Linked DNA regions of Homo sapiens: region 1 is linked to region 2. Evidence: read pairs that join two places in POLR2A ChIA-PET (ENCODE). Cell type or tissue: OCI-LY7. All regions are shown on one strand. Links, peaks and the distances in the headings refer to the core of each region. The heading gives the core; the rest is flanking DNA. Region 1 holds the start of LOC124904062 (a long non-coding RNA gene). Region 2 has its middle 14 kb from the start of LINC01973.

Region 1 (2,897 bases), core at 205-2,704, 480 kb after region 2:
GGGCAGATCACGAGGTCAGGAGATCGAGACCATCCTGGCTAACACAGTGAAACCCCGTCTCTACTAAAAACACAAAAAATTAGCCGGGCGTGGTGGCGGGCGCCTGTAGTCCCAGCTACTCGGGAGGCTGAGGCAGGAGAATGGCGTGAACCCGGGAGGCGGAGCTTGCAGCGAGCCGAGATCGCGCCACTGCACTCCAGCCTGGGCGACAGAGCGAGACTCCGTCTCAAAAAAAAAAAAAAAAAGCGAAATGTGCAGTTTTTTTTTTTTTTACCTCTGAAACATGAAGGGGAGGTGACTGCAGGCCTTCTGGGAAAGATTTCTCTACTCCTTTTTTTTTTTTTTTTTTTTAAGACGGAGTCTTGCTCTGTCGCCCAGGCTGCGGTGCAGTGGTGCCATCTCTGCTCACTGCAAGCTCCGCCTCCCGGGTTCATGCCATTCTCCTGCCTCCGCCTCCCGAGTAGCTGGGACTACGGGCGCCTGCCTGGGACAGCCACGTAGCAGCTTCTGCTTCAAGCCATCTCTCTTTACGCAGAGCAGAACCAGGACCACAGTAAAGGCTCCAGAGGAGGCCACCGCTCACAGGGCCTTGGGTCCTCTTCTTGAAAGGCAGCCCAGCCTCCAAGAGGGCAACAGCGACTGATCCGGGACGAAGGCCTCTCTGTGCCTGCTCCCGTCATCTACCGCGTGCCCCTGGTTCCGGCAGCCACAGGGTCATTCCAGGCGGACTTTAAAGTGGCGCTAAGTTGCTGGACTTCCTCTTTTCTTTACTAAATCAGCTATGGGAATGGGAGCACCTCTGGCACACTCTCAGATGTGCTGCACTGGTCTAGCGCTCCCCCCACCCCCGGGTTCTAAACCAGCTGCTGGCTGCTCCACTAGGAGCAGATTGAGGGGAAATGGGCGGAAGCCGCAGGGGAAGAGATGTGAGGCAGATAAAGAGGAAGAATTTCCTGGCTGGGGTGGGGCCGCCAGGGCCTGGGTGGGAGGGCCGCCCACCCTCCGTCCCTGGTGGAAGGCAGCAGAAGGGTGGGACGGATCTGTGTGGGAGGGTCTAGGTGTGGCCTGCCTGGGGGTAGGAGAGGGACCAGATGACCTTTCAGGTCTCCTTGGGTCAAAGACTCCCTGATAAATGGCTGTCGCTGAAGGCAGGAGCGAGGCCCTGGGAGGTGATTGACTTCGAAAAACCACAGGCTGCAGCTCTGAGGGCCTCAAAGGTTAAGTACGGAGTCCCCCAAAATGAGGCTTTCCTCAGCTTTAATCCACCCACGCCCTTTAGGTGGCCCCAGACACCCCGCCAGGGCCTCTCTGGCAGCTCTCCGTCCTCGATTCTGGAGACAGAGAAACGTGATGCTGGCTCCTGGTCTGCTCATAGCCCCCTCGTCCCCACCACAGGGTCGCCAGCCACCTCCTCAGCCTACCGCGTGCCCCTCCTTCCCCTCTACTTCCGACCCTCCAACAACAGCAGACTCTTCCCCAAACACTCCTTTGCCCAGACCCCGGGCTTCACGCATGCTGCTCTTAGAAATGCATCCCAGCTCCCTGCGAGGAGCCAGCAAGGCTGCTCGGTGCTTCTTCCCATGGATGGGAAGCTCTGCCGGGGACCAGGACCCGGACCTGGAGACCCTGAGGAGCGTGTTGGTCAGTGTCTGTTCTGAGGCCCGGGACAGAGCTGCCAGGCACAGGCAGCATCGGTGTGAGGGTCCAGCCTCCCGGACAAGCTCTCCCTTGTCTGTTCCCAGACCTGTCACTGCACACACAGGCGGTGACCATTCCTGATCTGCCTGGGCAGAGAAGCCACCCCTCCCTCCCTCCTCGTCTCATTGTCCATTAGGGGAAATGTTACAAGCACTTAAAAAATGCAAAAAAAAAAAAAAAAAAAAAAAAGCGCCTAACACCAGGGGCCACTTGGCCCAGGTGGAGCCTCCATTAATCACGGGGCTCTCTGTGTTGTGGCCCCAAGGCGGGCAGCCGATGGCCTCTGCCCGAGCCAATATGAGCTGCAGCCTAATTACAGGGGACGGTGACCCCAGGGAGCAGAGTTCAGGCTCCGGTCACAGCTGCACCCAGGAGCCAGCTGCTTCCCAGACCTGCAGAGCCAGGGGAGAGGTTTGGAGGACCGGCACTGAATGACATGATCCAAAGCGCGCCAAGCTGGGCTGGAGGTGACGGCAGAGCCACAGTGGCCACAGAGCCCCCACGTGAACCTACACGGATCTGCCTGGTTTAGGTTCTGCTGAACTCCAGGGTGAGGAGGACCTGGTCTCCATTCTCAAAGACATGAAGAGGTTGACAAAGAAGAGTCACAGGTAAAAGGGGGTGGTGGGTGTGCTGTGTAGGAGGGGCCGCAACTGGACGCAGAAGATTCCAGAAGGGGTAACCAGAGAGAGGCAGCACCTCCAGAAGACGGGCTGCCTGGCTGCCCCAAACAGCCCAGGGTGTGACTGAGGGGACTCTCGGACTCAGCCGGGGCCCCTCCTGCTCTGAGACAACGCATTGGGAAACTCCATCAAGCCCATCTAAGAACTTGAAAAGCTCCCTGGAAACCTAGCGGGCAGGGCGGGCCCCTGGGAGGACCCCTGGTATACCGCGAGAGCCAGACACAGCGAGGGGGCCCCACACTTCTGCCCAGAAGCCTCACGGTAGAGGGGCAGAAGCCCAGGGAGGAGTAGGCGCTGAGACCAGAGGGGCCTACAAGAGAGGGGTCTGGGGTAGGGGGTAGCTGCTGAGAAGTCCAGGAAACGGCGCCTGCCTTTGGGGAAGTGAAGCTCTGGGAACAGGGCTGGTGAAGGGGGGCGGGAAGGGGGAGGTGGGGGTGGAGGGTCAGGCTAGATCAGGCACCTTCCCCAGCAGCAGATTCATGAGCCTCTGGAATCTGTCCACAGAAGTGACAAGTG
Region 2 (2,897 bases), core at 291-2,790:
CATGAACTTGTCTTTTAAAAATCAATGTTATTATTATTATTTTTTTCTTTTGAGACAGAGTCTCCCTTTGTCACCTAGGCTGGAGGGCAGTGGCAGGATCTCAGCTCACTTCAACCTCCACCTCCCAGGTTCAAGTGATTCTTGTGGCTCAGCCTCCCAAGTAGCTGGGACTACAGGCGAGCACCACCACACCTGGCTAATTTTTGTATTTTTGGTAGAGACGGGGTTTGGCCGTATTAACCAGGCTGGTCTTGAACCCCTGACCTCAAGTGATCCACCTGCCTTGGCCTCCCAAAGTGCTGGGATTATAGGCCACCATACCCAGACTGAAAATAAACGTTACTTCAAAAGTGAGTAGGTTCATGGTCAGGAGGGGTGGCTCATACCTGTAATCCCAGCACTTTGGGAGACTGAGGTAGGCGGATTGCTTTTGAGCCCAGGAGTTTGAGACCAGCCTGGGGAACATGGTGAAACTTGTCTCTACAAAAAAAACAAAACAAAACAAAACAAAAACTAGGTGGGCATGGCGGTATGCACCTGTAGTCCCAGGTACTTTGGAGGCTGAGGTGGGAGGATCACTTGAGCTCAGAGGCAGAGGCTGCAGTGAGCCGTGATTGCACCACTGCACTCCAGCCTGGGTGACACAGCAAGACCCTGTCTCAAAAAATAAAAAGCCCTACATGGGTAGGTATTTTTGTCCATTTGGTTTACTACCTATGTCTAACGCCAGAGTGATGCCTGGCACATATATTAGGTCCTCAATAAAAATGTGTTGAATAAATGACTATACCTAATACATACACACACAATATTATACATCATAGTCCAGGGTGGGCACAACGCTGGCAAAAATCACCAAGCTGGAGGGCCAATGCCTGAGAAACCCAGCCCAGGGGCTGCCGGACAGATCCGAGGCGGACACCCAGCCTCACTGCTCGTTCACTCTGACTTTGGCCAATTTCTTACCTTCTCTACACCTCAGCTTCCTCATCTGAAAAACGGGGTTGCTGGGAGAGTGCAATGCGCTGTTGTGCAACACACTCAACGAAGCTCAGCTACTGTCATTATTACCATCCTCAGCCACTGCAGGGAGGACCACAGAGGGGAGCTAAATGCAAATAAGGGCTTGGGAGAGCCCTGTGATGCAGCTTTTTGGGGGAGGCTGGGCACCCCGGCCTGAGGCTGGCAGGGGTGTGGCTCTGTGTTCAGCACCCATGATGGGAAGTGACAGTGTCCTGCCTTTGCTCCGTGCTGTGCCGTTCACAAACTTGCTTTCACATCCCTTTTTCTCACCTGATCTGCCCACAGCCTGGCGGGGCCGGCAGAGCTAAAACTGTGAATTGCATTTGACGGGGGAGAACACCTGAGGTGGAGGAGAGGTTAAGGGGCTCGTCTGAGTTCACACAGCAGGTCAGTGCCGGAGCATGGATTGGTGAGTTGGGAATCACCATGGCCTCGTGGTCTCAAATAAAACATCCCTTTGCTTGTGTGTGGGTTTGTGAAGCTGCCTGCCCGGTAACCTCCCCTGGGCTAGGTCTGCAGAATGAGGTTCCACTGGGGCACTTCAGCTGCCTCATTCTGCAGAGTTCTTGCTCCGGATTCTGAAGCATCTGCAAAGGAGACACGTCGCCTGGGTCTTGAGAAGACAGAACTGTTTGCCCCACGCTGGGAACTACTGGGGAAGGGGAAGGGCACATGAGGCTTGGCCAGAGTGCCTGGAGGCTGGCTTAGGGCCAGCTGCATGATCCTTGCATGAAGGAGGAGGAACGGCCCTCTTCATATGCCATCACCTAAGGCCACCTCCCATCCTCTGCCTGGGACACTGGCTCCTGGAAAATGCTCTTTCCTCCTGGTGCCACAGCCCCAGCGAGCTCGACGCAGCTCCCCTTCCACAGACACAGAACTCTCCAAACTCCCAGTGGTTTGGGAAGAACAGCCACCACATCCCAAGCCCAGCACCACCTTTTGGGATGTGATATGTCAAAGTAGTAAGATGATGAAGTGTCCTGTGCCGGCCCATCAGAGCCTTAGCGACAGATATGGGCCCAGAGTGCCTTGGAGAGCCAGAGCCTCTGCAGTGACGTGGAATTTATTATACTTTCCATCCATCGCTTGGCAGCCTTCTCCCAGCTCTTTTCTCTTGAAAAATGGTTCCTGCCAATCTTGCTGTTTACTTAAGTGGTTATTAAGTATTTTTCCCGCTGCTGGTCTGGGTACTTCTTGATAAACATTATCTATTTAAGAAGAACTTTTAGGGAGAGCTCCACTCTGCCCCTACACACACACACACACACACACACACACACACACACACACACACACGTGTATGCACACACACGTATGTGCATACAGACGCACATGCGCGTGTACACACACACACACACACACACACACACACAGAGTCTGGGCATGAGAGTCCGGGTCCCAAAGCTTCCTCCCCAAGCCGGCTGGGGTCAGGCCACCACCGAATGTATCACTTGACCTGACGTGACAGCCTGGTTTCCTCTTCGCCCCTCTGGCCAGCCTCCTCTGGGCATTGGAGGTGGCTCCAGCTTTGAGCTGCACGCAGCTACCAGTTGTGCCTCCCAAGGCATCCCAGGGCCACTCTGCTAAGAGCATCTGCTTGGCTTTGCCCCGCAGCAGCGGTGAGGGAGGGGAGGTGGCTCGTGTGCATCGGGGGACCCTCTGACGTGTCAGTGCTAAGATCCTATCTGCAGGTCTCGAGCCCTCCTGAACTGGAGGGCTGGGGCCCTGGGTGGCACTGAGGTCAGGTGAGGCCCGGATAGGAGGACAGGATACCGAGGAACAGGAAGAAAGGCAACTTGGCTGGAACGTCCTTGCCATGGGTAGGCTGGGGGTCTGGGGGCTTGACTGAAATTGGGTGTCTGTGTCGGCAG

The links. ChIA-PET counts read pairs that join two places held together with the same protein. Peaks named below come from ENCODE experiments on the same cell type or tissue, not always from the same donor. Only the 100,000 strongest peaks of a DNase experiment are listed, where the experiment ranks them.
Region 1: POLR2A ChIA-PET joins it to region 2 with 14 read pairs; 3 of 35 experiments call an interaction of 5 or more read pairs at or near these places.

Annotation. Positions count from the first base shown.
Region 1 is chr17:77,387,801-77,390,697 of GRCh38, reverse strand. All of the region lies in intron 2 of SEPTIN9 (septin 9), which reads right to left. It overlaps LOC124904062 (a long non-coding RNA gene), which reads left to right and starts at 1,946. Exons shown (of 2, transcript XR_007065918.1): 1 at 1,946-2,309; 2 at 2,886-2,897. RefSeq lists an enhancer at 553-1,283. In OCI-LY7, for the core only: no CTCF peak of the experiment used is centred there; no DNase peak of the experiment used is centred there.
Region 2 is chr17:77,868,184-77,871,080 of GRCh38, reverse strand. No RefSeq gene overlaps it. Among named protein-coding and RNA genes, the nearest start is that of LINC01973, 14 kb to the left of the region's middle. RefSeq lists an enhancer at 1,410-1,499. In OCI-LY7, for the core only: no CTCF peak of the experiment used is centred there; a DNase peak (open chromatin) is centred at 1,240; H3K4me3 peaks cover 2,463 bases; H3K27ac peaks cover 2,488 bases.